Linked DNA regions of Mus musculus: region 2 is linked to region 1. The links are chromatin loops, found by intact Hi-C in ENCODE. Cell type or tissue: left cerebral cortex. All regions are shown on one strand. Each heading gives the region's core, and the rest is flanking DNA. Links, peaks and the distances in the headings are about the cores only.

Region 1 (15,333 bases), core at 2,411-10,410:
CTGGGCATATGGAAACCTTTAGATTTCTCTTACAAACAAAGTGTACTTTCTCTGCAGTTTCCAGCTCAGGGTGTGCAATGTCTCAGCCGGCTAATAATTCTTTAGGCTGGGAAGGGCCATATGCGATCTTCTCTCTAGGCAGCCTGAGAGTTTGAGCAGCAGAGGGGCAAGGGAGGATCATTAAATAACATTAACAGCCCAAGGTCAAAGCTGCAGACGCAGGAGGGACAGCTGCTCCCTATATTTACATAACAGCAGAACTGGAGAGAAATGGCAACCAACGATAGGGAAGGCAACAGGACTAGGTAGGTACACAGACTTCTCTGAGCTCCTTAAAGAGAGCTTGGAGGGCCTTATGAGTGGCAGTAGCAGCAGCAGCAGCAATAACAAACACATCCAGGCCCAGCCTTTCTCTGTGTATCTAACCACATCTACGCAAAACCATTTGGAAAGTTAAAAATTAAATGAATGCGTCCTTTACTTGGAAAGAACAAATGTGGTTTTTACAGTCAATTCAAACTAAAGTCTTCTTAACAAAGGTAATTACTATCAGGTAGATATTATAGGGCAACCTGAGTGAATCATTAACTATACAGCACACAGCATGACCCAACCCGGCATGGGTGACTTCATTAGCACAGCCTTTGAACAAAGTGAATGAAGCTCTAAGAATAAGTGTCAAGACTCAGCTCTGAGAGACTCCTCGGATGTCACGGCAGGGTCTGGTAGGGTCTACCATCGATCGTGTATACAAGTGTGCTATGAGAGGGGTTGCATCAAGTTAAACACAGTAGATCAAGGCCGTGCATGTATGTGTGTGTGTGTGTGTGTATAACTCTGTGTGTACACAGTTTTTAAAAAAGCAGTCTCTTTCTAGACCTTGACTTTTTCCTATGCTAGAAAACAGCAAATGTTGAGAAATACTTGACTGAGGGGTATGGATGATGTAAAAGGACTTCCACTCTGAGAGCTTACAAAGCCAAAGAAGAAAGGCACTGCTGCAAGCTGTGATTCTCCATATCCTAATGGAATTACCCAATAAATCTTGGTCTCCGGCAGGAAGGCAGTCTTCCCAGAGAGTTTAGGAGATTGTGAAATCCCAGAACAAGAATTTCTTAACTCATGGTCATTCTAAACCAATCACAGAAGTTTGTCCTTGCAGCATAAACTTTAAACCAGTAACGTCTAAGACACACTTGTATCTGGACACACACCCGGGATTTAGGCCTGCCAAGCAGCCATACTTACCAAACCAGTCCAAAAGAGAAAGAACAAGACTAGCCACGGTGTATCGGTGCATTTTCTATAAATTTGGGGTCGCCATTCTCTTTGCCTTGTTTTCTCTGCAGAAACCTTCCAGGAAAACGGAGAGTTGAGAAAAGCAAGAGAAACAGTTAGGTGAAATCAACCGAACCGAAACCTCTCCAAAGGCTGCTAAAGCAACTCAACTCTATCACTGGGGAAGATCAGCTCTCTGCAGGATGGATGTGAAACCCCCCCGGGGGCCAAGTTCTTACTAGAGGTAAGACACCCCTCACCCCCTAGTCCCTTGCGCCTTCCTGGCCTCAGCCCAACACTTGTGTCAGGTACTGGGTCCTCAGTGCCAGGTGTCTTTAAAGGAGCGGTGTCACTGAGAGAAAGTGGTTTATCTCCCAAAGGACAGAGGAGCCGGAAGCGTCCTGTCTGTGCAGGTAGGTGCCCGCAGAGGCCGCTTCTCTCAGGACTCAAGTTGTCGCTCTTACCAGGTACTCGGCGCCCAAGCACTGCATGGTACCCGGCATCTGGGATTGGCGGCGGCGGTGGTCGCCTTGCACACGGGACAGAGGTGCGGCGACCGGGCCAAGTGGCCCAGGAGGGGCGGCAGGGCGAGCAGGGCTCAGCGCCTCCTAGAGGTCCAGGGCGCTGGTCCCCTAGACACGCCCTTTCCGTGGTGGCTTTAGGCTGGGAGGACCTGCTGGGAGCGGGGGTGGCACCTGCGCAGCACCGGTTCCCAGGAAGTGCTCCTGACCACTGTGCGACGCCTGGGCCCGTTGCCAGCGCCTGGAGTTAGAAGTGAGGCCTCAGGGATCATTCCTGAGGGCGGGGAGCTTGCAGGGGTGTGTCACACACAGGTAAGTGGTGCTTTGTGTGTGCCGAATCCTGCCCTGAAAGGTTCACCAGTTCTCTTCCAGGCGCATCAAGTTGCAATCTGTTGTCATCCTTGAGCTAAGATCAGACAGCAATGGCGACACTCTGTCAAGGGGCTCAGTGTCTATCATTCCAGCTGCTATTTCTATAAGGCTGAATCTTCTCCAGCGTGAGTCCCAGGAACACAAAGCCCTCAGAGGACTGATTTAATATCTCTCTCTCTCTCTCTCTCTCTCTCTCTCTCTCTCTCTCTCTCTCTCTCCTGTCTCTCTCTCTCTCCTTTCTCTCTCTCTTCCTCCCTCCTTCCCTCTCCCTCTTCCTCTCCCCCTCCCTCCCTCCCTCCCTCCCTCCCTCCCTCTCTCTCTCTCTCTCTCTTTCTCTCTCTCTCTCTCTCTCTCTCTCTCTCCTGTCTTTCTCCTCTCTCCTCTCTCTCTCTCTGTCTGTCTATCAGTAGGTCTCTTTCTCTCCCTTTTGTGTGTGGGGTGCTCACTTCCCTCCTCTTTGCATCATCATCTGATTTTCCAGTGGGCACCCTTTGAAGCACATCCAGTGTGAATGTCCCTGGCAAGAACAGTTTTCTCTTCAACATTCAGGTGGGCACCAAAGCGCTGCTGAGGTGAGGAGTTTTAAAAAGGGCTGCGGAGGACTTTCCTTCTCGGTCCCCTTTCTCTGCCCCAACCCATCTACCTGCCCCTCCACACCGTCAGGCTGCTAGCCCACTAAGTGCAGAGGTCCCGTCATGTTTCAGAAGATATTATTTCGCTCTGGTCCTCTCCGACCTTTGGCTATTACAATCTTTCTGCTTCCTCTTTTGGGATGTTCTCAGAGACTTGTGTGAGTAATTCGGTGGAAGTTAGAGGCGAATAGCATCAGGATATATTGCATGTATGTATAGAAATAGTAAAAGATAGTACAAATATTATATTAAAAAATAACCAGGGAGTGGTTAGAGGGTAATGATCCTTAATGGATCTCTGCTGTGCGGGGAGGAATCCCTTCCAGGCTAATTATCTTCCTTCTCACTCTTAGCTCTCAGAACATTCCTGAATGCAGGCTTCTCAGAACGAGTAGCTGGATTTCCAGGGGGCCCTGAATTCATCCCCTAGAGTCCCCCCTTCAAGTAGACATTTGCACAACTACAGAAAGAGCACAGTTTAGCCACAGCATCTCAAACAAATTAGTACCAGAACCGATGGATGGAGAGGCTTAAATACACACAGCATGTATATTTATATTTACTGTGATGATTACGGTAGTATCGATGAAGCCGGAAAATAAAGATGAAGCAGAACCAAAAAGCTCTGTTAGACATGGAGAATAAAATGATCAGAATGACAGCTTATTTGGCTCCACTTAGTAACAGTGTGGATTAAGCCATGGAAGAGATGTGGCAGAAGCTGAGTAAGAAGGAACGGCAGTGTTTGCGTGACAATCACATCTCTTGTCACATCTTGTCACATCTCTTGGCCTCTGGATATATGAATGACCTGGTGAAGAAACCTCCTACTTTCATCCACCACGTATCTGCACCAGTCTCTTATATGTCTCTTACTCAAGTCTTTTATGGTGCACACCGGTCTTCAGAAACCATTTTCTCCTTTCAAAGTGTGAAGACAATTCTTTGTGTTTCCCTGAAACCTGGTCCTGATGGGTGCTATCTGGAGATGCTCATTGGAGAAAATACCATGTGGTAGATGTGTTTCCTTATATATGACACAAGTCGTAACACTTAGAAGTGCCACTGAATGCTTTTAGTGCCCTTTCTTATGTAAGGTGTCAGAGTGGGAGAAATAATTCCAAGGCACCTGGAAATTCCTTCCCTACATCTTCTCCGCTGATCAACCCTATCTACAGTGTCTTAAATAGACAAACCAAAATAAAAATTTGAGTATATACAGAAGGAAAACTTAAAACACCCTGAAAGAAAACTTGTGACTAATAACTCCGTCATTAGCTATGAATGCCCACTACTGGATCCTATTTGAATCAAAGGCCTGGGAGCGAGGAAGAGCTGAAGCAGGGGGTTTGGAGATTGGGAGATGGCATAGGACAGAGACCTGTAGGACAAATGTCAGCCTCTTGGTGACCCGAGACTAGCACTTTCATTGTCTAGTTGGGTAAATGTCACGGTTGGCAGAGCTCATTTGTCTACTCTGAAATGTGAGAGTAGATTTGCTCTTCACGACTACTGAAAAACAAGAATGTCATCTGCTTTTGCTTCTTGCCAAGTATCTCATACCCATCCCATTAGCAATTAATGTATACAAATGCTTCTAGAAAAAACAACTTGTGATTGATTTCCTAAAGTCTTGCTGCATTCCGCTATGTTTCGCTGAGCCTTTCATGGCTGTGATAGATACCCACACAAACATCGACTTAGAGAAGCAAAGATTTATTTTGACTCGAGGCTTCACTCTACCGTGGCTGGAGGGTTTAGGGAGCTAAGGAACTCTCTGTGATGGCTGGAAAGCAAAGAGAAAGAACCAGGGGGCTCTCTCCTTCCTCCTGCTTGTCTCACCCGAGCCCCCTGCCTTTGGCTGGAGAAAGTCTACATTCAAAGTGGGTGCTCCCTCAGAGTTAATCCTTTCTGCAGGCAGATAAACCCAGAGGAGGGCTTTCCTCCTCCCTGGCGTCCTTCCACTCTATGTGGCGGCAAGGTGAACTGTGACAGCTTACCTAGGCCTTCTTCTCCTCTTCCACCCAACAGTTACCTTGTCTGTTTGGAGAAAATGTGTACAGTTGCAAAGCCAGGCAAGCCACTAACCCCACTCACCACTTGGCTCTGATTTAGAAATTAATACATGGAGATCTTCTCAGGAGAGTTTATCTTGAAGTTTGTAATCCAACAACTCCTCCTACCCACCCCCACCCCCACCCCCGTTCTTGTGAAGCCAAAAAGAAAACAGAGAAAGAAGGAGGCAGGGTACATCTTGGTACACACAGAGAAAGAGTAGCTAATTGTTGTGAATGCGAAAACCTAGGCTGGAGGGCTTTTCCCAGCTCTGAAAACCTACGATTTATAAAAACACATGGCATTTGTATGAAAGCTAAATTGCCAAAGCAAGTGAGTTTTAGCCAAAAGGGGGAAAAGTAGGAGAGAGATGATCAATTAAAGATAACACTTCTTCTTTGAAGAAAAAAGACTAGGAAAGAAAACAAACAAACAAACAAACAAACAACCCGTAGGACTCTTGTAAGGTCCACAGAACAGGAGTAAACTATGCACACTTTCTTATTTGAAAGATTCTAGGCGGCTTCCTACCACAGGGCAGCAGAGCCATTTCTGGTGTACTATGCTTTTTCTCTACAGTTTATTTTCCCTTAGTTCTACAATACTTATTTCCCCCTTAGTCCATATTCATGTTTAACACAAGCTATATTATATAGCATGAGTAAGATTCCTTCCTAGGCCAACCTTGAAAAACCCTGCCAGGGAGGGCTAATGCAGTTACCACTTCCCAGCAGCAGATGGCACTGTAAGCCAGTAGATTTTTTTTCCATTGCTTCTGCTCTAGGTATCTGCTCTTGTATCTACATTTTTTGTTATTCACCTATCAAATATTATTATTATTTCAAAAATTTTAAGGCAGGTTACATTCCATGTATATACTTCATTGCTGTATGCTCCATCAAAACCTATTAAACTGCTGTGGTTTCTCATACGTTTTTATGTTGTCTAGCATATTTTATCTATTATGAAACTTAGCACTGTTTGGGATTGGTTAGCTGATGCCCTACCTTATTGGTCAGGAAGATATGAGGTTATGAAAACTCAGTTCAAGGCCAGACTCTAACACATGCCAGCTGCCTGAGTTGGGCCAAATTTAACGCATTAGTTATCAGCTTCAGTTTTCTTGTCTTTTAAAATGGCCAACTTAGATGAGTCTTCTTTTTCTACAACGTAAGTGGGCTCCAAACAAGCTCCATGACTTCTGGCTGGTGTGAAATACTCTTTGAAAGATTTAGTTAACTGCGATACAAACAGACCCTTTTAATTTGTAATAAACGGGAGAGTTTGTCTAGACTATTTAGTGAATTAGCTTGGGTGGGGAGTTGTTTCTATATCTGGGTGGGGTACATAGACCCCAAAGTACCTGCTCATCATCTCTAATGCTGTGGCTTCAGGGTAGAACTTTCTGGAAGGGGTTTGAATGGACATATTCCAGGGCCACCCAGACTTATCAGTGTGAAAACTCTGATCCAGAATACGACCTTCTATAAACTGCTGTTGCGGTCATTTTGATTGGCTCAGTTCCTGCACCGCTGGTTTATATGGTGACCTACATACTGGGAAACAGAAACCTCTAGAGAAGTCCCTCTGCCCCTTTTGCTTTCCAGCCTGTTGTGCATCTCCCATCTGAGGCAGTTTCCACTTCTGTGGCCGCTTCCTCCTCGTGGCTAGGGAGGAGATGCCTTCTGCACGTGTGGAACAGCCGAGATGAGGACTCCAGACTGCTGAGCGAGCGCTCTAGATAACTGAAGTGTACTTAACTGTTCACTGAATTAAGCCCCTCCCTGAACTTCAGGCATAGACACCCCAGCACCCAGCACCTCAGCAGTTGGAGATGAGGTTTTTAATGTAACCCCTTTAATTTTAGAGTTAAATAAGCGTGGTACTTACGGAGGGTTTCCACCCTATCTACTCAGGGGCTGAACAAGTAGCTCAGTCGATGGAGTATCTGTCTGGCTTGCAGTGAGACCCAACTTTGATTTCCAATACTACATACACCTGCAATCCCAGCGCTTCGGAGAGGAGGCAGAGGAATAGAATTCCAAGGACAGTCTTAGTTATAAGGTAACTAGGAGTCCAGGGTGGCACAGGTGAGACAGTCTCAGCCTTCTGGGTTTTGTTTTTCAAGAAAACAGTTTTCAGCTGTAGCACACACAGAACGGAGGCCTTGTGAAGTCACCAGGAGAAGGCACCGTTTGCAATTCAGGGGTCTGGGCAACAGGCAAGTGTTCTGTGCTTCAAGCCCCCAGTGCTGTGAGGAAGTGCCTTGCTGTTGTTTAAGCTGCCCAGCCTGTGGGGTTTGGTCATGGAAGCCCTAGAAAACGCACCAAGCACTGTTTGCAATTTATTCATACAAATTCAGAACAAAGGCGTCCTGTGTTCTGGCTCAGACTTAGTGCGCAGAGCACCGTGAGAGGTCTCTCTCTCTCTGTGTGTGTGTGTGTGTGTGTGTGTGTGTGTGTGTGTGTGTGTGTGTGGACCTGAGCAGCTCAGGAGGCTGGAGAAGCAGGCTGAGGGGTCCATCTCAGAACAGCACCCAGGGATGTTCCAGCCCCTCAGCCCTGACCTGCATAGGTGCACACATAGTTCCAGCTGCAACTCACCAGTTTCTGGTCACACTGTCATGGCTTCAGTGACACCTTTGATACCTTTCCAAATGTCAACTTGCTTGACGACTTAACTTTGTTCTTTTTCAAACACTTGTCTCGAAGGCAACTCAGGGTGCCCAAAAATTTGTTACACATCTAACCCATCTATCCATCATTCATTTATCTGCATTTCTGTATACTTATTTGTATCTATATGCAAGCGGGGGGAAAAACCCTGCAAGCAGGGGGAAAACTGCAAGCGGGTGTTTCTAAGCCTTGGTGTTACCTGAGAGGGTAAAGGAATGCTGGTCTTTGCTACATCCACTCCAGTAGTGACTTGCTTGACAGGTTTAGAAACCTGGAAGCAGTCCCAAGGAGAAGAGTTTCTTGGAAACTTAGTCTCCTGGAACTGTGGCATCCCATAGCACATATGCTCCAATTTTGTCCTGGTGAATGGATCTGTGTGCTTCCTTTCAGTATTGTTTCGTTATAGGTGCCTCCAAGCAATGACTTGCCAAATACCTAAGCAAAATGGAACTTTGCTTCTTGGCCTTCACCAATACCCTAGGTAGTCCTTGAGCTGACTCTGGTCTTGGTAAGAAAGTTGCCTATTCAGTGACATTCAGAATTGCCTCTAGTATTGTAAGAGAGATAGTGAAAGAAATCAGGCCTTACTATATACTACATAGAGTTAGAAATCTCAGGGCAAGCTTAGCAACGTAAATTTAGAATTTTTTTTTAAAGATTTATTTCTTTATTATATGTAAGGACACTGTAGTTGTCTTCAGACACACCAGAAGAGGGCGTCAGATCTCGTTATGGATGGTTACTGTGGTTGCTGGGATTTGAACTCGGGACCTTTGGAAGAGTAGTCAGTGCTCTTAACCGCTGAGCCACCTCACCAGCCCCAAGTTTAGAATTCTTATTATAGTTATGTATGGCAGACTACATTACTTATTAGTAGAAAGTCCCCACACACAATCACTTAGAATAAAAGCCAAGTCACTCCCATATACAGGAATTTACAATGGTTTAGGAATTAGATCAAGCTGTGGTTTTAAAGTATTGCATTATTCATGAGAAGGTTAGCTAGAACGGAACTCCCTAATTAGAGCCATGACTTGGGCATGAAAGCCCTTGCCCTGGGAGTGTAAAGACCTCACACCTGGCTTCCTAGAATATAGCTGACCTTAGATAGAGCTGACCTTGTCTCAGTTGTTTTATTGCCCAGTTCCTGCCAGTCTTTGTGTTTGCATTCCTGTTTTGTGTGATAGTCATTAAGCATCCAGTAATCTCATTGTACCTTGCCGATGTGTCACCGAACTTCCCTATTTTCTACTGTATAAAAAGTTTGATGCTCAATTTGACATTACATTCAGATCCAACACACTCTCTCGTGTCATGTCTGTTTGTCACCCCATTCTCGCCGACTCTATGTCCACCTGCCGGAACCCCTGACTCCCCACGAATTGAGGGGGGCCGATTGAGCCCGGTCCGTGGAAGGTCTTTAAACTAATTGGTTTACAGCACCTGGTTAAACCATAAGGAGGGAGCGTACATCAAAACCGGAGCACCTTGACCTAGGAAAGACTTAGGTTTTCTTAGCCCACTCTGTTGTTATCAGCTAGCAGCAGCTACTATGTCTATTTTGTTACTTCCAGGGACATTTTGTGATTTTTCTCAGACCTCAAGGGCAGGGGCCATGCCCTTGCCTAAGGGCAAGTTAACTTAGAACGGAGTCTACAGTGCAAATGGACTTTCTTCATAAAAGCCTGTTGCTATACATTTAAAAAAGATCAAGATATTGAAGTATCCGCTAAATATAAACGGCACAGAATCAGAAGAGTTTTTCTGCCTTAGTATTGTGTACAAAGATGTTAGAATAAGAGCTCATCCACCTTCAGCCTTTTCCGGGTGAGTGAGTTCTAATTTTTACTGCTTTCATCTGTTTGCTTTCAGCTCATCTTGGCTATTGTAATGGCCCTTGTCAGAGGCTTTGGTGGGCGCCTCTGAACTGATGTCAGACCGTGGACTGCAAGTCTAGACAGGGAAGAGTAGGAAGCACTAGAGTGCAGGTCATGACCCCACAGATAAAACACTAGATTGGCAGCAGCTGGCCCAGCCAGTCTCCCTGAGGCCGGCTGGGCAGGGGTGGGGGTAGGGGGAGTGGGGGATGGGGGTGATGTGATTGAGAACGGGTCAGGAGCTCCTGGAATCCTGAGCCCAGACACCTGATTTCACTCCCTCAAGTCCCACCCTGCTCTGTGGACTTTCACCCAGTTCTTTCTCCAAATACTTACAATTTAATCCAGAAGATGGAGCCAGAAGACTTCAAGCAGAGCTCATGGGCCTCAGACTCTAAGTAATTATTTACAAGACAAAGTGAGCGGCTGGTGAACTCTACCCAATCGGTTGATTAATGAGAGCTGAGCCACGATTTCTCTTCTACACTAGATATACAAGGCATCTTGTGTTCTGTTTGATTGTCTTGTTTTTGTTTTTCCTCTGGGACAACGGGATCTAAAGAGAAACCCAGGAGGAAGCGCAAAGGACAGAGAGAGAGAGAGAGAGAGAGAGAGAGAGAGAGAGAGAGAGAGAGAGAGAGAAAACAGAGGTAATCACAGAAGTCATGGGGAGAGAGGCCCCGCTGAGCCCTGAAAGATGAGCCTGCTTTAAGATACAGTTAATCAGCTCCAAACTGAATCTCATGGAGCATTTTGTAGGGTGGAAGCCTTGGAAAACAGCATCTTAAACTGTCTCTTACGTGTGTGTTTAGGCAAAACCTCATTGTCTTCTTTCTCATTTTAGTGCTGGGGTCTGAACCCACGGCTTTATGCACCCTAATCATTTGTTCTGCTGCTGGGCTCAACTTGTTGTATAAATAATCAAACTTGAAAGGGAATATTATGTTAGCAAATGTATTAGAGCGATAGTGAGGACAAGATACAGTCCTGGGGAGCAAATTCAGAGGCCTCATGATACTGTACATCGGGCTGGAGAGATGACTCAGCAGTTAAGAGCACTGATTGCTCTTCTGAAGGTCCTGACTTCAAATCCCAGCAACCACATGGTGGCTCACTCTGTAATGAGATCTGACGCCCTCTTCTAGGGTGTCTGAAGACAGCTACAGTGTACTTCCATCTAATAAATAAATAAATCTTTAAATAGAAAAGATACTGTACATCACACAGGCAAGAGTTCAGATTGTGGGGCTGGAGAGGTGGCTCAACGGTTAAGAGCACTGATTGCTCTTCTGAAGGTCCTGAGTTCAAATCCCAGAAACCACGTGGTGGCTCACAACCACCCGTAATGTGATATGATGCCCTCTTCTGGTGCGTCTGAAGTCAGCTACAGTGTACTTGTGTATAATAATAAAATCTTTGGGCTTGGAGCGAGCAGGGCTGACCGGAGTAAAATTTAATTTCCAAAAACCACATGAAGGCTCACAACCATCTGTACAGTTACAGTGTACACACATACATAATTTAAATAAATAAATCTTAAAAGAGCACTGACTGCTCTTCCAGGGGTCCCGAGTTCAATTCCCAGCAACTACATGGTGGCTCACAACCATCTGAAATGGGATCTGATGCCCCCTTCAGGTGTGTCTGAAGACGGCTACAATGTACTCATATACATTAAATAAATGAACCTTTAAGAGAGAGAGAGAGAGAGTATGGAGTTGTTGAGGAGGCAGGAGTAGATCTAGGAGGGAAATGCCAAGATACATTGTATGAAATTCTCAAAAAACTAATACAAATATTATTTTTAAAAGCTACATTAATTTGGGATGCCAGCTTCACTGGAGATAAGTAATTAGAAAAATGGAATCTGATGTACTTATCTGATGTACTAAATGGACTCATCAGGTTGTATTACACACACACACACATGTCACAATAATAATTAAAGAAGACATCGCTGGGCAGTAGTGGCACACACCTTTAATTCCAGCATTCAGGAGGCAGAGGGAAGTGGATCTCTATGAATTTGAAGATATCCTGGTCTACAGAGTGAGTTCCAGGACAGCCAAGACTGCTCAGAGAAACCTTGTCTTGAAAAACCGAAGGGAAAAAAAAAGCCAGGGGGGAGAGAAAGAGAACAGAAGACATCATGAACTTGATAAGGCATTGGGTGTATACAACACATGAGGGATTAGAACGAGAGATGGTGGAGTGGAAATGGTTTAAATATACTACTCATGTATGATAACCTATAAATAAATAAATCCCACAATCATGTCATGATTTTGGATACAGTTTCTTTTCTTTCCCTTTTTATTTTATATATGAAAACACTGAAGTCATTTTCTATGCATAAAACCTCTGGGTTGGGGAGAAGGCTGGGAAGCTTGCTCAGTTAGTAATGCACATTGCAAACGCAAGGACCTGGGCCTGGTTTACAGAGCCGTGTGGCAGATCTGAGGCCCGGAAGCACAGGCTTATAATCCCAAGCCTGGGGAGGTGGAGGCAGAAGGGTCTCTGTGCTTGCTGCCAGCCCGTCTAGCCTGCTTAGAACACTGGGTGGTGCTTGAGGAATGGTGCTGGAGGTTCACCTGTGTCCTCCACATGCATGCACACATATGCACACATGCATATACATCAATCCCTCCACAGCACACATACATATGCACACATGTATATACAACAACCCTTCCACAGCACACATACATATGCACACATGTATATATATCAACCCCTCCACAGCATGCACACATATGCACTCTTGTATACATCAACCCCTCCACACACATACCCACTGAAATTTTATGTATAAAATGTTTGGAGTTATAAATGTCTATTTATGATAACTAAACTTGAAAACCCTGTAAATGTCTTTAAAAAGTATAAGTTCCTAATAAAGACTTCAGTTACTCACTTGTTTTTGAAAATATGACAGCATGATGCATGTTTGTGCTCCAGTCCCAGGGAAAGGGCAATTTGTTTCACTTGTGTCTGTAACATGACTACCACTACCTAAAATAACTATAAAAGAAAAATTCTGGAAGGAAACTTACTAACATGTTAATAATGGATTCTGAATGGAGAAAACAATAGAAAACTTAACCATCCTTTCCCCATTCATTTCTGTGACTCCCCATTGTCTTTCGTAATGACTCTCCCTGCCCACCCACATTGCCGTCTAAGGTCCCTGTTTGTAGCCCCTGGATAAACAGAACAGCTCCCTTTGAACTGTTTTCTTTGGACAGAATACCATTATCAGTTCATGAGACCCACAACCACAAGGTGTCCTACAAGGACACGGAGTGGCTCTGAGCTTTTACAAGAGGACAGTTGAAGGTAGATGATCCTCAGGGCTGTTGTAGCTGATCAACTGGGAACAAGCAGGGCAGCCTGGAGAAGGAGGTGGGGTCTTTGAGGGAGTCACAAAAGGTATGGAAATTCCAGAACCAGGGCAACAGTTTCCAGAGCAGAGGTCATTATTTAACTAGGCAAAAATCCCATAACTTTATCTCTTTAAAGACGTAAGCAAAATCTGGCTAGAAAAGGTTTCGACTGTTAATCTTGCTTTTTGTATTATTTATCTTAGCCTGATGCCGTTACATTAAAACAATGTTAGAACCCTAAGATAGAATTATAAACTTTCACCTTTCACTCTGATTTAGCGTCATTACTGTTGTACTGCATAAGGCATGAAGTTCATAGAGTGCCTATGCCTGCCATTTGTGATGGGAACTCTCCCATCTCTGGTGTTGATGGAGCTGAAATTTCCCCCAGTGGAAGATTTTACACTTGTTATCTTGGCTTGCTTCAAGAAAGTCTTCCAAGGTAGATATAACTGTTTTTTTGGAGAAAAGTTTCTTGACCAAGGTTGCACAGCTGGAAAGTGGCAGAGTCGGGACCTGAGAGCTCAGTGGGTAGAGATTAAACACTCTTTTCTACAATGTCAAACCATTCACAAATAAGGATTCACCGAAGTGAGACTAAACTGCACTGTTACCGATGACTTCGCCTCAAATGACAGGAAAGCCATTCTAAGGCTATAATAGCTCTAAATCTATCTCACATGAAAAATGGCTGCATTGTATTTTGTTACATGTGCATCTTATATTATTATTTCATTTATTTTTAATTTTTTTTGGTATGAGTGTTTTCCCTTCATGCATGTATGTATGTGCACCTCGTGTGTGCCAAGTGTGTAGAGAGGCGGAAGACAGTGTCAGATCCCCTGGGACTGTACTGCCACACAGTTGAGGACAGTCACATGGGTGCCTGGAACTGAATCCAGGTCCTCTGCTAACTGATGAGCCACTTCTCCAGCCCCCTCCCATGGATTCGTTTTATGAATTTTTAAATAGTTTCTTCCCCACCCCACTTTTTCTGAGACAAGATCTTACTATGTAGCTCGCTGTGTAGACCAGACTGACCTTGAACTCAGTGATCCACCTGGCTCTCCCTCCTGAGCGCAGTGATTAAAGGAGTGTGCCACCACTCCTGGGTTCCCCCTTTGCCTTTAAAGCCTGCTTTAAATGTCCTGCTGCAAAGCCCAGGCTGGCTTTCCCCTCACTATAGAGCTCAGATTAAACATGTGCTATCTCTTGCCTCAGTCTCTCAAAGTTCTTGGGCTATAATTGTGAGTCACATGTGCTGCCAAAGTTGAGAAAACCCCTTTCAGATGGTTATTATAAATTAAAGATTTGTGTAATACATAAGAAATTTAATTTGATGTTCCTTCAAATTTGATGTTTATTTTTAAATTTGCATGAAAGGCATCTAAATAAATAAAGTGAATGTTCTAGAATGGTTTGTAAAATTGTCATAGTTCTGATTGTTAAGCACGTGTTATGTCTAAAGGTCACTTTGTTCAGATTTAAGTCCCTTTGTGCTTTTCAGAAGCCCTACAGAGTGCAACCTTACCTTGCGGGATGAGAGTGGGAGCCAGCAATTCATCCTGCAGTGTGCACCCTAGTTCATGTCTATAGATAGTAGTGTAACAGGAACACTGTGGTCAGTTCATGATCATATGACTTAGGGCGGGCTCTGTGTTCATGCCGTTGTTTCTGGGTTCTCTGCTCTGTGGCTCATTCATGACAATTTATTGTTTGTGGTGAATATTCGTTGTTTATGCCAAAAAAAAAAATAGCCAAGGAGTTTAGAGACTCTTAACCAGATCTGAATGGACTGGGCAAGCACCATGTTCTAAAAGATCACAGTGACCTGAAGGTCAACTTAAGGTCACGTAATAAATTAGAGGAAGATTCTAACTTTGGCTTATAAACCGTTAGCTGCACAAATCCAAGCTCCTCAAGTCCATTGCTCATTTCTGTCCATCTTTGTAATAAGATAGAGATAGAAATTCATGGCTTGCAGTCCTGAGCCACTCTGGAGAAAGCTTGGGAATGTGGGTGGGATGGTCTGCTAGCCCGAGCACGGGCCAAGTAAGTTCTGTCTCCACACCTCAGGGGGATGAAGCTGAGATCGACTGCTCTTTCTTTCCTGTCTTTTCTGCTTTTCCGTTGTATGTGTCCAGGAGGGACAGTCACCAGAGGCTCTCAGAAGACTGGTTTCTGTCACAGGTCTGTGCCGGAGAAACAAGACTAGTAGAGTAGCCAGTCTGCATGCAGTGGTTATCCAAGCACCACGAGAGCAGACAGGTGGAAATGGGTCCCAGAAGGATTCAAAATATCGATGCACCGTGTGCGTCCCAGTGGACCTGGTGTTGAATAGAAGCCGGTGAGTCTGACCTTTCCATTGCGTTTATCTTTAGTCAGCTATTGGCCATACCTGGCAATGCCCCCTGGTTCCTCTGCTGTTGTTCCTTATGCTATGCGGAAGAAAAAGCTTTGGCCTTAAGCCAGTGAACTAGACTTTCACAACTCTGTCTGCTCATAGCAAAAATATCAACATTATTGTAGATGTGTCGTGC
Region 2 (15,333 bases), core at 4,424-12,423, 320 kb after region 1:
TATAGAAAAGGGGAACTCATTTTGCTGTCCCTTGAGAACAGTAACCAACAATCTACTGCTGCGGTTGACCAGCTAGCATGCGAATCTTCCCCGTAGAGGGCCAGGGTTATTCTGCACACCTCCACCTGACCTGGTCTAGCCAGCTTCCTTGTGGTCAGCAGCCCCTGGAAGGACAGTGATGAGCATGTGCTGCTGTTGTTTCCATGGAGACCGGTCAGATAGGGGTGGCTTGCTTTGACACTGGAGAACTAATGACCCAGCACAGAGCGCTGTCTACAGCAAGTGAGTAGTGCCTGCAGGAAGCCAGCAGAAACCTTTGGGCTCATCTGGATTGTGTGCCCTTGGCATATGTTATCTTCAGGCACAGTTCACAGAGATGTGGGAGGCAAATGAGAGGCTCACAAGGAGACAGAGTTCCACACCTGTGGTAGAAAGGGCTGAGCACCACAAAAAGCAGCCATCACCTCTGCCAACCTCGACTCAAGGGAGGCAAGGGATTTGCCAGCTTGCTGGTCACTGTGGGTGACAGTTTGAGTGATCAGTGCACTAGTCACTGTGGGTGACAGTGCAAGATGGAGGCTTCAGAGGCCATTGTCTCCCAGCTCTGCTCTTCTAATAACTGACTGGAGGCAAGCATTGCCTGCCTACAGGCATAGCCACCCATGTTCCTCCAGTGGCTCCAGTAAGACTGCCCTGTCTGTGCCTCTTCCATAAGGCTGAGGAGGAAAACTACCTTCTTTAAGGCCCAAACCACTGAAATTTCATTGTTGGCTTCAAGAGAAGAGTGAAAAAGTGAAATTAATTCAGTTCTCCTTTTTGAGAGAGAGAGAGAAGTGAGAAGAAGGAAGAAGATGAAGAGAGAAAGACAAGGAAGGATGGAGGGGGAGGGAGGGAAGAAGAGAAAGAAGGGAGGTAAGGGAGGAGGGAGGGAGAAAAGAAGGGAGGGAGAAAGAGGAAGGAGGAAGGGAGGAGGAGGGAGAGAGGAGGGAAGGAGGGAGGGAGGAGGGGAGAGAAGTCTGGAGAAAGGAAAGTGCAGTGTATCTGGAGTGTGATGGGTGATCTGTGACCATGGAATTCAGAAGGCCAAGCACACATGTTCCACATTAAGCTACATGAGCCCAGAACTGGGCCTGAGGTGGTCTGTCATTGAGTCATCCCAACACAGCACTGCACCCAACATGCAGAACACGTCATGGATATTTGCTATAATAACTGACTGAAGGTAAGTCTTAGCACTGATGATGCTAGGCTGGGTTTGGCCCTCATCCTATGTGTAATAGGAAGCCAACTGAAGATCACTAAGAGAACAATCCCGTCACTACGGAAGTCTGTTCCTAAACAGCTGTGTGTAGGAGACTCTGGAGGCCATTGGGGGGGGGGGAACGCACACGTTGTGTGGACGTCAGGTGGGAGATGTCACTGAAACCGGAAGCACTTATCACTGGAAGGCCAGGTTACCAAACTTGGAAATACAACCTGAAATCAAACTCTGGATCATCCATAGCAGCATTTTGACAAGAACCCTGTAAACTGTAAGAGAAAACTCTTTTACCACCTCCTCATTGATATCTGGAGAAAGTTTTATAAGCAAAATTTCAGATCTGTGTATGCTCACTGAGCAAGGATCCAACTAATAATTAGTTTTCCCCATAAAATTATTCTAAAAATGAGAATTTCTGCAGAAAAACGTTGAGGCTCTCTCAAACAAGTAGCTTACAAATAAGTTTTGATGATGCCTTATACAAATACAGACTGTGAATATTTATCTGTTGAGGATAAATATTGCATAACCATTATATTACACTTAACAACTTTCAAAGACAAAGAGTAAAAGTTGCTTTTTTTTTCCTCCTAAAAATGTGCATTACAATGCCTGTTTCTACATATGACTAGTGTTCCTCTGTTAAGAAACATATTTTTCTCTCATGTACAGAATACAGGTTCCAGTATCTTCGGGGGGGGGGGGGTGAGTTGATTTTGTGAAGTAGGCACTTACCTCATTAGTGAAAAGGACTCACACTGTGAAATCAATTTCTACAATAGAAGACTTGGGGTTCTGCAGGCCATCCAGAAGAAAAGGGTGGGTGAGGAAGAGACACAGCAGGAGTAGGAGAGAGGAGACAATGAGTAGCCTGGTGCTGTGGGGGATGGGACAAAGCAACGTAGGAACCTGCAGAAGCAGAAATGTCTCACTTTAAAAAAATGTGTCCACAAGAAAACCTATAGAATCAACTAACCTGGGACCCACAGAGACTGACCCACCAACCAAGGAGCCCACACAGGACTTACCTAGGCTTTCTGTAGATATGTAACAGTTGTGTAGCTTGGTCTTCTTGTGGGACTCCTAACAGTTGAAAGCAAAGGCTACCTCTGACTCTTTTGCCTGTTTTGGGGACCCTTTTCCTCCTACTGGGCTGCCTCCTCCAGACTCAACACTAGGGAACTAGTCTCACTGCAACTTGATATATCCTGGCTGGTTGATATCCATCAGAGGCCTTCCCTTTTCTGAAGAAAAATAAAGAAGTGGATGGGGGGCAGGGGGCAGGGGGGTGGGGGGAGGGTGGAGGCTGGGAGGAGAGGAGGGAGGGGAAACTGCCTTTGTGATGTAAAATTAATTAATTATTAAAATGTCAGTGAAGCCATCACCTAATAAACAGCAGGGAATCAAGAGCTGTGTGAATCACATCAAACAACTCAAGCCTGGCTGTTGAGTAGTTCAGTGAAGTAATCCATCCAAGATGACAGTGAATCAAGAGGCAAAGGCAGAACACCTTGTCCTGCCCTGGGGCTGCCCTACCTCTACACTGACAAGAAGCTCTGTGGAGTCAACCAAGCCTGATGGTGCTCAGGAGTGAGGCCAACTGGACCAAGAGTCTGAGGCTAGCTTTGACACTGGGCAAAGAGGAGGAAGGAATTAGCAGGAAGAGGAGGAGGAGGAGGAGGAGGAGCAGGAGGAGGAGGAGGAGGAGGAGGAGGAGGAAGGGGGAAAGAGAAGAGGGAGGAGGAGGGAGAGGAGGAGGGAGAAGGGGGGAGGAAGGGGAAAAAAGAGGAAGAAGGGGAGAAGAGGAGGAGGGGGGAGCTGCCCTTTATTGTGAAATAGAAAGTCAGGCATATTAGCAGGATAAGTTTCACACAGAAAGAAGGTTTACAAGTGCAGAATTAATGGCAAATGATCTACCATGTTTACTGAAAGGAAAAAACAAACCAAAGAGCCAGTAAACAACTTATAGAAGCTCAAAAAAAAAAAATCTCTGCAGTCTGGTACAAAACTAAAAAATATATAGAACCAACTGCTCATTAAACATCTCAAATAGTCCAGTGGATTTGTTTAGTCATCAAATGATAAATAGGCTGCCTACAAAATCCAAACATTTTCTTATTTATGAATCCCCATACTAACTCCTCAAAATTTAGAATGTGTGAAAAATTCATATGAGCATTGTACAGTCTTCTGAAAGTCTTCTGTTGAGTATGTGAATGGACAATGATTTCTGATATTATTATTTATGTGTTTATAGTACCCTCTCTACTAGATAAAAGTTCAGCTTTGCATTATTTCAAGGCATTTTGTAAGAACATGTGCTGACTTGAATCAGTAGTCTTGTTGGAGCTAACAGTGTATAGTAAACTAGAATAAAGGCTAAGTTTTCTTAGTAACAATTTTTACCTTTAAGAAAGGAAGTGTAGCCAGGCGGTGGTGGTGCACACTTTTAGTCCCAGCATTCAGGAAGCACAGACAGGTTTGTCTCTATGACTTCCAGGCTAGCCTGGTCTACAGAGCAAGTTCCAAGACAGCAAAGACTACACAAAGAGACCCTGTCTTGAAAGAAAAAAAATTGTATTTATGAAACTCTGACTTACTACTTCTATTATAAAATTTAAATATAAACTAGGATAACCTAAATCAATATAATGGACAAAGCCTGTTGCTCACCATGACCTTCAAGGATGCTTTTTAAGAATAGATTGTCACTGCTGATGAGCCTTTTACCTGGATGCTCATCTTCCTTACATGGAAGATGTTCCTGAAGCTCTGAGATCTGCATTTTTAAAACTGTATAAAAGCCAGGCATGTGGGTCTGTGCCTTTGATCCCAGCACTCAGAGGCAGAAGCAGGCAGATCTCTGTGAGTTCAAGACCAGCTTGGTCTACATATTGAGTTCCTGGCCAGCCAAGGCTACATCTTGAGACCTTGTCTCAAAACAAAAGTGAATGATGATGCAAACCCCAGCACTTGAGAGATAGATGCAACAGAATCAGAAGTTCAAGACCAGCTTAGTCTATAAACAGCTCAAGACATCCCGGGACTACATAAGACCCTATTTTTAAAAATTAAATGTAGGTAAAATCCAAAAAAAAAAAAAACCCATCATTTTAATAAAGGTAATAAACTTCTCAAATGCTAGAAACCACAGGTGGGCATATTTAAATATAATAAATATAATAAAGCATAACTCCTGGGAGAGCATGTGAATATCCTTCACTTTATTTTTTCCAGGCACATTCTTCAAGATTAAGATCATGCATTGATGTTTTATTTGATGTCCTATTATATAAACACAAACATATCCATTTCTCTATCACATTTGCAAGCCCAAAGCAAATCCTTATAGAGACAGAGAAGCATTCTTTGAAGTCCTATTGGGGTGACATTTTCCAAGCTCTGAGTGATAGTAGTAGGGTTAGACACAGGACTCTGAAGTATCAAGTTCTTTGGAGATTAGTGATATATATCTTCTATGGGTGGGATAATAGAATTCATCTACGTTTGAAACACTGATAACCACAGGATATTTACATGCCACTACGGCCAAGACACACAAAGAAATGACAACATGTGACAGAATGAGGGTAACGGTGGGTTTGGTTTATTGCTTATACTATGCTAATTGGGTTCCTAAATTACACCTGTGTGTGAGACGCTGAAGGCCCCTGCCCCCTTTTGTTTCTAATTGGTAAATAAAGTTGCCAGTGGCCAATGGCTGGGCAGGAAGACAGAGTCCGGCCTTTGAGGTCGCCCTGCCTTGTCCCCCCCCCACTCCTCTGCAAAGAATGGGAAAGGAGGAGAATATCCATTGCCAGGAAGAAGAAAGTCCCCATCTGAGACGTGTAGGCCTGAGAAATGTAGGACAGAGAGAGAGCCAGAGACTCTGCCAAGATTTAAGAGTCAGGAGTCTGGTCCATGAGGGCTGCAGGCCTGGGTACATGGCGGCAGGGATGAAAAACAGGTGTTAATAATACCTGTTAACAGAAGTAATAATTCTGGGATATTGGAAAAGAGTGTGTGTTAGCTACAGGGAGGTGTGGAAGTGTCCAGTCGTTGAGCTACTTAGGGCATATTAAAAATAAGGCTGCCTGTGTGTCTTTCATTCTTGAATCCAAAACATTTGGGTGAGTAATGAGGTGTGAGTGTGCACTCCCACCCCCCGGGGACGTTTAGAGCAGATTAACATTAGATCTTCCTGACAGTGGTTGCCCATCAGGTAAGGGGCGCTGTGTGCAGCAGCCTGTGGACAGTTTGTGGTCTTCTCTTTTTCTTTAAACATTTTTACTACGTTATTTGTGTGTGTGTGTGTGTGTGTGTGTGTGTGTATGTGTGTGTATGGACGTGTGTATGCACTCATGCTTATACATGTGTGCCAACTCTGTATACAAGAGGACAACTCTTGGAAGTTGGTTCTCTCCTTCCACTATGTGGGTCCCAAGGCAGAACTAAGGTTGTCAGGCTTGGTGGCAGCACACTGAGTCGCCGCACCACTAACCCATCCGCCAAGGACTGCCCTGTGCCAAGTGCTTGCTTTCTCCTTCTCAGGCCTTTCCTCACCCCACCAGGTATTGGGACATCAAAGGCCTTATTCTAGTATTTGATTGTATTTTATTTCTCAAGATCATTTCTAGAGTTCTGGAATGTTGATTCCAAGAAAGTCTCTTGTGCCACTCACAGTCACTTGGAAATATGGCCACATGCCCTTTCCCTAGGCTAACAGGATACCCATTGCTCTATCCTGTAACAAGCCCCCGGGGAGTTAGAAGACAAGAAGAATTTCTGGTTTCTGCTACAGGGAAAAGCTGGCCTTTCATTACTTCATCTGTACGGCCAAGTCATCTGCTTTCTATTCTGACCCATATCAAAGCCACCTACAGATATTTTTACTTTTATTTTGAGACAGGCTATTCTGTGTCTCAGGCTGGCTCGAACTCACTTTGTAGCTAAGGAAGAACTTTTTGCCTCTTGCCTCCACCTCCTGAGTGTTGGGATCACAGGCACGGGCCTGTAACCTTGGGAACCCAGGGTTTCACACATGCCAGCCAAACCCAGTCAACTGAGTTACGCCCACAGACCACCATCAGTCTTTAAAACAAGGCCAGCCTCTAAGCAATGCCCCTGGTCTTTAGTGGTTCACTTCCTTTATGGGTGTGGCCAATAGTTCTTCTCTTAATAAATTGTAATCTCAGTCTGATTTTACTGAGTCCAGCTTCCCTTGAAGACTCTGAGTGGCCACTTCCATCTAAGAGTGGTTCTAAGTGTTGAGCGAGAACTCTCCCTGACTTGGGGAAAGCCTCTTCTCCTTCTGTCAGAACACTCAGCATCTTACTGGTGCATCTGAGATTGCTTAAGGGCCTAGGCAGGTAGGTCTTATGACCCTCTAAATCTCCCTTATGGTTCTCAAGACACTGTCGTCTGTGTGTGTGTCAGTGTGTGTGTGTGTGTGTGTGTCCGTGTCTCTGTATGTCTGTGTGTGTATGGGGATGTGAGCATGGGGGGGGGGGTATATATATGTACATGCGTGAACCTGCATGTAGAGATCAATATGAAGTGCTCTCCTTAATCATTCTTACCTTGTTTTGAAACAAAGTCTCTCTGAAACCAAAGCCTGATGGCTCATCTATATTGTCTACCCAGCAAATCCTTGGGATCCTCCCGTATCTGCGTCCTCAGCTCTAGAATTGCAGGTGTAGGCTTTCTTCCTTCCTTCCTTCCTTCCTTCCTCCCTCCCTCCCTCCCTCTCTCCCTCTCTCCCTCTTTCTTTCTTTCTTTCTTTCTTTCTTTCTTTCTTTCTTTCTTTCTTTCTGTGAATGGGTTCTGGGAGATCTAAACTGAAGTTCTTGTGCTTACACAACAATAATTTAGTGGACAGCCATCTCCTCCCCAACCCCTGCCCCCCCCCCCCCGCCTGCCAAGATATGGTGCTTTGTTGCAGAAATATCCATTGTAATATGGGAATCTGTATCTGCTTTAAGTAAATTGACAGACTCTCAATGAATTTAAGTTGGCAATGTTGCTTCATATCAAAATAAATAAATAAAGTTTATATTGGGTACTGTTTTCTGAGCCCCGAAGGCTGTATTCAGCACACATTATTTCATTTTATTATAGAAACCAGAGCAGATAGAAGATGAACAGACAGAGTGACTTCCCCAAAGATGCATGCTTAGGAAAAGAGAAGTCAACCTCATCGAGGGCCTGCCGGATTCTAACTCCTCCTTCTCAGCCACATCTGAGAAGCCTCCCACTGAGAACCTGCCCTGCTGCTTTGTAAGCATGGCCCACATTGTTATAAAACAGGTTATGTAGAGCCTGCACTTGCCAAGTCAATGATTTACAGAGTCCAGCCAACTGCAAGGCACACAGGGAGGTCAGCAAAGGACAAGCCACATTATGATATGGCCCTTGCCTTTGACATCACACTGAATCCAGCTGTGAAGGGACAGAGAGTTAGGCAACAGCACAGGAGAGGCGACAAATAACCCAGGAGTTTCACTGCATTAGCCCTTTAAAAATATTTTTCATTAGGTAAAATATATCACATGAAATCTACCAAGTTTATGTAAAGTTCAGTGGCATAAATGACATTCACATTGTGTAATCCTGACCTCTGTAAAAAAATTCCTTGATTTAGTTTAGATTAGGCTGAGATAAGGTTTCACCATGGCCTGGAATTCACTCTGTAGCCTGGGATAACCTCCCATTACAGAGGGGCTGCCTTCCGAGTGCTGGGATTACAGGCCTGGGCCACCACACCTGACTTAGACTTTTTAAAATCCTGAATCCCTGTACTCATTCAACAATGACATCCAGTGTCCCCTTTCTTAAATCCTGCAGTGACCACACTGCTATGCTTTCTATCTCTGTACGTTTGACTGTTGTAGACATCTGAGTGAGATCATTGAATATGGACGGCTCCTGTTGTGTCTGGCCTATTTCATGTATCATGTTTTTAAGGCTTCTCTATACAATAGCATATGTCGGAATTTCATTCTTTTTCACTAGGGAATCCTTTTTTAAGAAGGTGGGGCTGTGAGTGTGGGTCAGCTGTAGAGTACCTGCCTTGCAAGCATCAGCATTTTAAAATGGGAATTCATCAATGAGTGAACAGCTAAACAAATACCACATTACATACAACTTTTGTTTATTTGCTAATAGGCGTTTGGGCTACTCCAGTCACTAGGGTAAGAATTAACTGGTGAAGGGGCTGGAGATATCGATAGCTGGTTAGGAGCACGGACTGCACTTGAAGAGAAACCAGGTTCAATTTCTAGCACCCACATGGCAGCTTACAATCATCAGTAACTCCAAACAAACAAACAAAAACATTAAAAAACAAACCTGTGAGGTTACTATTATTTCCATCTTCAGATGAAAAAACTTAAAGCTAAGATAAATTAAAGCACCAGTTTTTACTAGTATACACTTAATAATTCTACTATCTCTAATTTTTTTCAAGGCAGAGTTTCTCTGTGTAGCCCTGACTGTCCTATAACTTGCTTTATAGACCAGACTGACCTTGAACTCAGAGATCCACCTGCCTCCACCTCCTGAATGCTGGGACTAAAGATATGCACCACCATAGCCCACCTGTCTATCTTTAAGTGAGAGCTTAGAAATATTAAATTCACTATGCTGCATGAGTGTGAGAATGTCTACAGGTTGGACTGGGGTCAGGAACTCTTTGTAGGCTATGACCCGCACTCCACATCTTAGGGGTATGAGAGATTTAAATAGACGATCAGCTTTAAGAACCCTGATGTGAGGGAGGAGCAATGAGACTTATTGCAGACTGATTATGTAAGAGTTGGTAGGACCAGCCTTTCCCACAAGAGAGATCATATGCTAAGCAAAACACCTACTTCAAAACAAGTAGGCAAAGAAGCAAAGAGCTACCCAAGCACTCCCTACAGTCTGAGTCTGCTCGGCAGGAGGCAGCTCTAGAGGTGGGATGGGTGTTTTCCCTGCCTGAAATCTGTCTGTGCAGTTAGCTTTTTAAATCAAATGGAATGACAGTGCCTGGAACAGCTGGCTCTCTAAAGAACCATGTGGGTGATGTGAGTGACAGGTGACCCTTGGATCCTCACTTCACATTCCCTGAATCATTGATCAGCACCAGGTAACCACAGCCCATGTTTTCAGCACTCCAATTCCTAGTGTGATTCTGTTGAGGTCTGGGTAGATAAGGACCGGAACAGTTGTGAATTCACCTGTGCAAATAGAATGCAAATCAGGAGCCTATAGGGTCTGAAGTCTATGCAAACAAGACCTTTCTTTCTCTTTTTGAATCTCAGATCCTGGAATTCTGGCACAAAGCAATCTCCCAAGTATGTGAAAGAGTGGTCCGCAGAATGGCATGGATCCAAAAGACGTGAGCTACTGGGACTAAGTTTAAAAACAGCTTTTCATTTGGGAGCCACCATATGGTTGCTGAGGATTGAACTCAGGACCTCTGGAAGAGCAGGCGGTGCTCTTGAAGAGCACTTAAGGATAAGAACCACTGAGCCATCTCCCCAGTCCTCTCCCCTCTTTCTCCCCCTCCTCCCCCCCTCCAAGGGAAACACTAGACTTTGTGTGCACTGCAAAACTGGGAGATGGAGGACTTAAGGAAACTCAGCTCAAGCAGATACTGTAAGTACAAGACAGGAGAGAAGTAATCAAAAGGTTGGAGGAATGAATTCTAATGTCCTACTGCACAGTGGGGGGGGGGTGATATATTAGTATATATTTACAGTAATTCTAAACTTTATAAAGAGCTAGGAGTTTGAAACTTCTCTCTCTCTCTCTCTCTCTCTCTCTCTCACACACACACACACACACACACACACACATACACACAAATAATCACAAATATTTAAAGAGAAAGGACTGGGGATGACCCCAACACACAGAAGGCAGAGGTAGGTAGATTCCTATGAGTTTGGGGCCAGCCTGATTTACATAGTGAGACCCTGTCTCCAAAAATATTTTTTAAAATGAAAGGAAAGAGATGCTAATCATCTCTATGCTGAAAATTGCTTTATAATAGTGACATTGTTTGCCAAACTGTGAGCTCTTTAATGTAGGCTTTTTGTTCATCTTTACAGCCCTTTCTTAAGTCTGCATTTCAAGGCTAGTCATATGACTACATGAAAGTGTAACTCAGAGAAAGTTAAAAGATGGACTGTGGGGGGCTGGTGAGATGGCTCAGCGGTTAAGAGCGCCACTGCTCTTCCAAAGGTCTTGAGTTCAAATCCCAGCAACCACATGGTGGCTCACAACCATCTGCAACGAAATCTGATGCCCTCTTCTGGAGTGTCTGAAGACAGCTACAGTGTACTTACATATAATAAATAAATAAATGTTTAAAAAAAAAAAAGATGGACTGTGAGCTTTCTTACAGAGAATCTACCAGAAAAAAGGAAGAAAAGAGGGTAAGTGGGGGAAGGAGGGAGGAGAAATGAGAGAAATTTAAAGTAACGGAGAGAAGAAAGAGAAGGGGAGAGACAGAGAGAAAAGAAGAGAGGGAAGGACACAGGAAGGAAGGGAGGGAGGGAGGGAGGGAGGGAGGGAGGGAGGGAGGGAGGGAGGGAGGCAGGCAGGAAAAAGGGAGACAGGTGAGCTAGTTGTAGGAGCAGTAATACTCCAACAGACACAATCAAGCAGAAAGTGACTGAGAAAGAATAGCAGAGAAGTGAGCCTCAGGCTCTGGAGGCTTCAAGGCTCATCAACCAGTAGAAACACGAATAACTTCTGGAAATGGGAAAAGACAGAGGATCCATGACAGCCAGGGCTCAACAATTAAGATTTCTACTGCTTCCAGTGTGGTTCCCAAAGACAGACTATCAACTCTAACACTATGGTCCTAACGGGCGTCCATGGAATTCCACTCGTAAGGTCTTCGTTCTTCAGCCTCAGTTCTACATAAAGCACCATGTGGTGGTTTGAATGAGAGTGCCCCCCCCCCATAAGTTCATAGAGAGTGGCACTATTGGGAGGTGTGGCCTTGTTGGAATAGATGTGGCCATCAATATATTAAACCAAACACATGCACAAACTCAAGTACTATATGAAGAAGAAGAAGAAGAAGAAGAAGAAGAAGAAGAAGAAGAAGAAGAAGAAGAAGAAGAAGAAAAAGAAGAAGAAAAAGAAGAAGAAATTGATATGCCAGGAATGACAATAAGGACTTCAATGCCCTTCTTCTAAAGAATCAATAGAAAGTAGTAAATGGTGTCACTGTCTTTAATCACCACACTTGGGAGGCAGAAGAAGTTGGCTCTCTATGAGTTCTAAGCCAGCCTGGTCTAAAGAGCAAGTTTCAGTCCAGCCTGGATTGCATGGTGAGCAAACAAAACAAAACGAAAAGCCAACAGACAAGCAACAACAAGTTAGTAGAGGGCTGGCAGTATGACTCAGCAAGCAAAGTCACTTGCTACCCAGTCTGGGGCCACATGGTAGAAGAGCTGTGTTTGACCTCCACATGTGCACTATGGTGCAGTCGCACGCACACAGGCACACACGTGCAAGTAAAATGTAACTTTATTTTTTGGCTTAGTAGAATAAGCAGGCAGGAAAACATCAAGGATTAGAAGAATTCAGAGCTATATCAACCAGCAAGACCTAAAAGCAGGTGTAGAACACTATATTCAGAGATTGCAGGGCACAATTTGTTCATGGACCCATGGAGCACATACCAAACTACCCGAGGTGATAAGAGAAATCCTGACAAGTTTAAAAGAATTGGAATCATGTAAGTATGTTCTCCAACAACAAAGTAGGAATCAAAACATAAGATCTTTCAAAGAATGATGGTTCATGCCTATAAACCTTAGCCCTCGAAAGGCCAAGACAGGAGAATGGTTAAGTCTGAGGCCAGTCTAGGAAACAGTTTGAGTTTCAAGCTAAGCAAGGCTTGAGAAGATAGTGAGAGCCTATCCTAAAAAAGCCAAGGTGTGGCTACAAAATCTGTAGCATTTATATCATACGGCAACACAAGAACTAGTGCTAGCTACATATTGGAACCACTTGACCATACCTATGTATGTGTATATGCATGTGCATATGTATATGTATATAATAGATAACATTTTTATATTTTATTGATCATTTGAGAATCTCATGAAAATCTCAAATGTATTGTGATCATATTCACCCCATCCCACAATTCCCTCCATATCTTCCCTTTCTGTCCTTACTGTCTACCCACCCCCCCACTTCAAGATTTTTTTCTCTTTCTTTCTTTCTTTCTTTCTTTCTTTCTTTCTTTCTTTCTTTCTTTCTTTCTTTCCTCTCTTTCTTTCTTTCTTTCTTTCTTTCCTCTCTCTTTCTTTCTTTCTTCCTTTCTTTCTTTCTTTCTTTCCTCTCTCTTTCTTTCTTTCTTTCTTTCTTTCTTTCTTTCTTTCTTTCTTTCTTTCTTTCCTCTCTCTTTCTTTCTTTCTTTCCTCTCTCTCTCTCTCTCTCTCTTTCTTTCTTTCTTTCTTCCTTTTTCTTCCCCAATTGAGAACAGTTTGCATTGCCCAATTACTCTTGGTCAACCAACTAGAGGTCACAATATTAAAGAAAACCAACTCTTCCCTGTGTCAGAAGCTATCAAATACCAATAGCTCCTCAGGTAATGGAATTCTGTTCCCTCCCTCCCTCCCTCCCTCCCTCCCTCCCTCCCTCCCTCCTTCCCTCCCTCCATCCCCCTCTCCCTCCCTCCCCTATGCTGATTATTTTATCTAGTTTGTGCTTCCTCGGGTCCTGTGAATGCTATTACAGTCCTTGAGTTTGCATGTGTTAAACCCTTGAGTCCTTGAGTTTAATGCCCTGTTGTGTCCGGAAAACAGTCTCCTTGAGGTTAGCCACCACATCTCCTCTTACCACCTTTCTCTTAGGTCTCAGGAGTGCATCCATCTAGAAATGAGCTCAAGCTGGACTGTAGAAGAAGTTCTGGTGCTTAGATAAAAGCCAGCCTTCCTCAGGAAATCGTGAAATCGTCTTCTGTCCCCAGAAGGAATCCCTCCCTCTAACCTGTGTGATTTGTCCACCCCATGTTCTCTTGCATTTCCTTGCCTCTATTGCAGACAGTCCTGACCATGACCACTTTGTTTCTTTCTCTCTGTTCTGGACTCCTCCAGACACCTCTGGATATTTTCTCTCTCTTACCCCAAATGAAAAGCCTTTTCCTCAATGAAGCGATCATGCTGGCAGTTTCTGTAATGAGCCCCCTTGCATACATTTGGAGCACAGATGGACCCCTTTTAAGGGGCCCGGCTTCTCCTAACCAAATTGAGCTGCAGATTTGATTCTCCTGAGGCATGGACCGTTTATTTATTTCTGCTGGCTTCTGTCGCCCACCATGCACTCCAGGTTCTAGAGTCCACTCTTCACCCACTTCTCCGTCTGCTCTAACATCTCGTCGGTCCTCATCTAGTTGAGTAAGTGTCTTTCTCAGAGCTGCCTGCTGTGTCTCTCAGCTCCTGAAGCCTACCAAAGCACTATACCACTTCATCAGGCAGCTTCCTTTTGGGCACCCCATCTTGTGGAAGAGAGACACCCCTCCACTAATCCTGCCCACCTATCTGACAAGTCACTTGCTCCCCTTGAGGACACCCCAGATTGGAACCCTTGTCACCACAGCATTACCCTTGTAAGTCTCTCCCATCTCCATGCTGTGTTCCTGGCTCCCTCTGCATCTGTCTCAGCTGCTGCCTGGAGCTTCCCTGTCTCTAACCATGGCTAACCACTCTGTCTCTCCTCACCTCCCCTAGGAGTTGCCTGCTCTGTCTCTATTCTTGTTGGTTCACTAGAACCTGTTGTCTCTGTTTCTCTTAGCCTCAGAGCCTGTAAGTTGTGGAGGAACAGCAGGCAGCTGCTCTACGCCCTCCTGGGCCTCTATAATATCGGAACCCTCCCTCTGACAGAGTTCCTGGTTGCAGATGATTCCCCAAGCCTCTTTCCTGTCTTCTTCACTCTGCTTCTGTGTTTTCTATCTTTCAGCTCGCCCCTAGAGCTCTTCCCATTCAGAATTAGACTCAGTGCCTCACCTGCCTTCTCTAATCTCTTTCCTCCTCAGACTTAAAGATTCTATTAGCGCCTCACTGTCTTACTGAAAACGACTTGACTTCAATACAAACCAGGTAATCAGTCTCAACGGCCAGAAAATGGCGCACTTGATTTCCAGATTCTCCCAGATTATAAGAACGTCTGCCTCCGCACAAGCAAATGATCTGAAAATCCCTTTATCTTTAAGCCTTCTTTGCTCTCCACTCTCAAAAATCTCTTAACTCTAAGCCTTTTCACTCTCTGCTCTCTTCCCTCCCCTGATCACTGGGATAATACTGGAAAAGTGTTTAAGCTGTTCTACTCTACTCAAAAGCTGGCTCTGGAGTCAAGTTACAGCCTGCTCACTCGAGAGGCAAGCATGCTTGTTCAAACATTTCTCCCGAAGCCTCTGTCCTGGGTCAGGAGAAGGAGAACAATACAGAGAAGCTCATGAAACGACACTGTATTTAAAAACAGCTCAAAGGCAAATTATTCCCAATGGAGATTATTGCTACTTGTCTCATATTTCTTTTTAAATTTTGTTTACTGTCTTTAAACACAGATGTTTTGCTCTGTGAATATAGCCCCCGGTATAGCTCTAAGCTTTTGCTGCAGGATAAACTCCCCTTTATCTCAGGATTTGTAAGACCACTGTATAAACTTTATGTATCTCTCCAGATTTATAAATTCATTGGGTGTGGTTTAGAAGGTCTGTAAACTCTAACAAAACGTTAGCTTAAAACTTGTAATAGAAATGGTTGATTTCATATATATATATATATATATATATATATATATATATATATATATTTGCTATAGCATGCTTGTATGTAACTTGGATTCAACTCCTGTTTAAGAAAATAGATATATTTTTTTAAAGGATATGGACCCAGTGGGCTCACCTTGGACTAAGTCACAACCGTGTAGTTGGCTACCATCTTCACTGAGGGTAAAGAGAGAACATGCCATGTGACTTCACCACCATCTTGGTTAAAGTGACCACTTGTCTTAAACAAACTAAGGCAGCACCTATAAAATCCCACAAAACTTCTCAGTCCTAC

Evidence for each region. Hi-C counts contacts between places; a loop is a spot of excess contacts. Peaks named below come from ENCODE experiments on the same cell type or tissue, not always from the same donor. Only the 100,000 strongest peaks of a DNase experiment are listed, where the experiment ranks them.
Region 2: a loop joins it to region 1, with 2.6 times the contacts of the local background. A loop is called at or near these places in 2 of 42 quality-filtered maps.

The regions. Positions count from the first base shown.
Region 1 is chr3:121,530,419-121,545,751 of GRCm38, forward strand. A530020G20Rik (a long non-coding RNA gene) reads left to right here and starts at 2,526. Exons shown (of 2, transcript XR_867597.1): 1 at 2,526-2,720; 2 at 3,157-5,789. Slc44a3 (solute carrier family 44, member 3) reads right to left here and starts at 1,926. Exons shown (of 15, transcript NM_145394.3): 1 at 1,743-1,926; 2 at 1,249-1,353. The coding sequence starts at 1,781. Gm38684 (a long non-coding RNA gene) reads left to right here and starts at 1,159. Exons shown (of 2, transcript XR_376017.4): 1 at 1,159-1,522; 2 at 1,659-2,046. It overlaps Gm40135 (a long non-coding RNA gene), which reads left to right and starts at 14,806. Exons shown (of 4, transcript XR_867598.2): 1 at 14,806-15,140. In left cerebral cortex, for the core only: CTCF peaks have their summits at 5,585 (motif pointing right) and 9,765 (motif pointing right); DNase peaks (open chromatin) are centred at 5,586 and 9,845.
Region 2 is chr3:121,844,716-121,860,048 of GRCm38, forward strand. Gm33987 (a long non-coding RNA gene) reads left to right here and starts at 6,417. Exons shown (of 4, transcript XR_867607.2): 1 at 6,417-6,630; 2 at 7,379-7,537; 3 at 9,562-9,898; 4 at 10,354-10,456. It overlaps Gm33924 (a long non-coding RNA gene), which reads right to left and starts at 2,438. Exons shown (of 3, transcript XR_376025.2): 1 at 2,290-2,438; 2 at 1,997-2,170; 3 at 1,379-1,530. In left cerebral cortex, for the core only: no CTCF peak of the experiment used is centred there; a DNase peak (open chromatin) is centred at 9,172.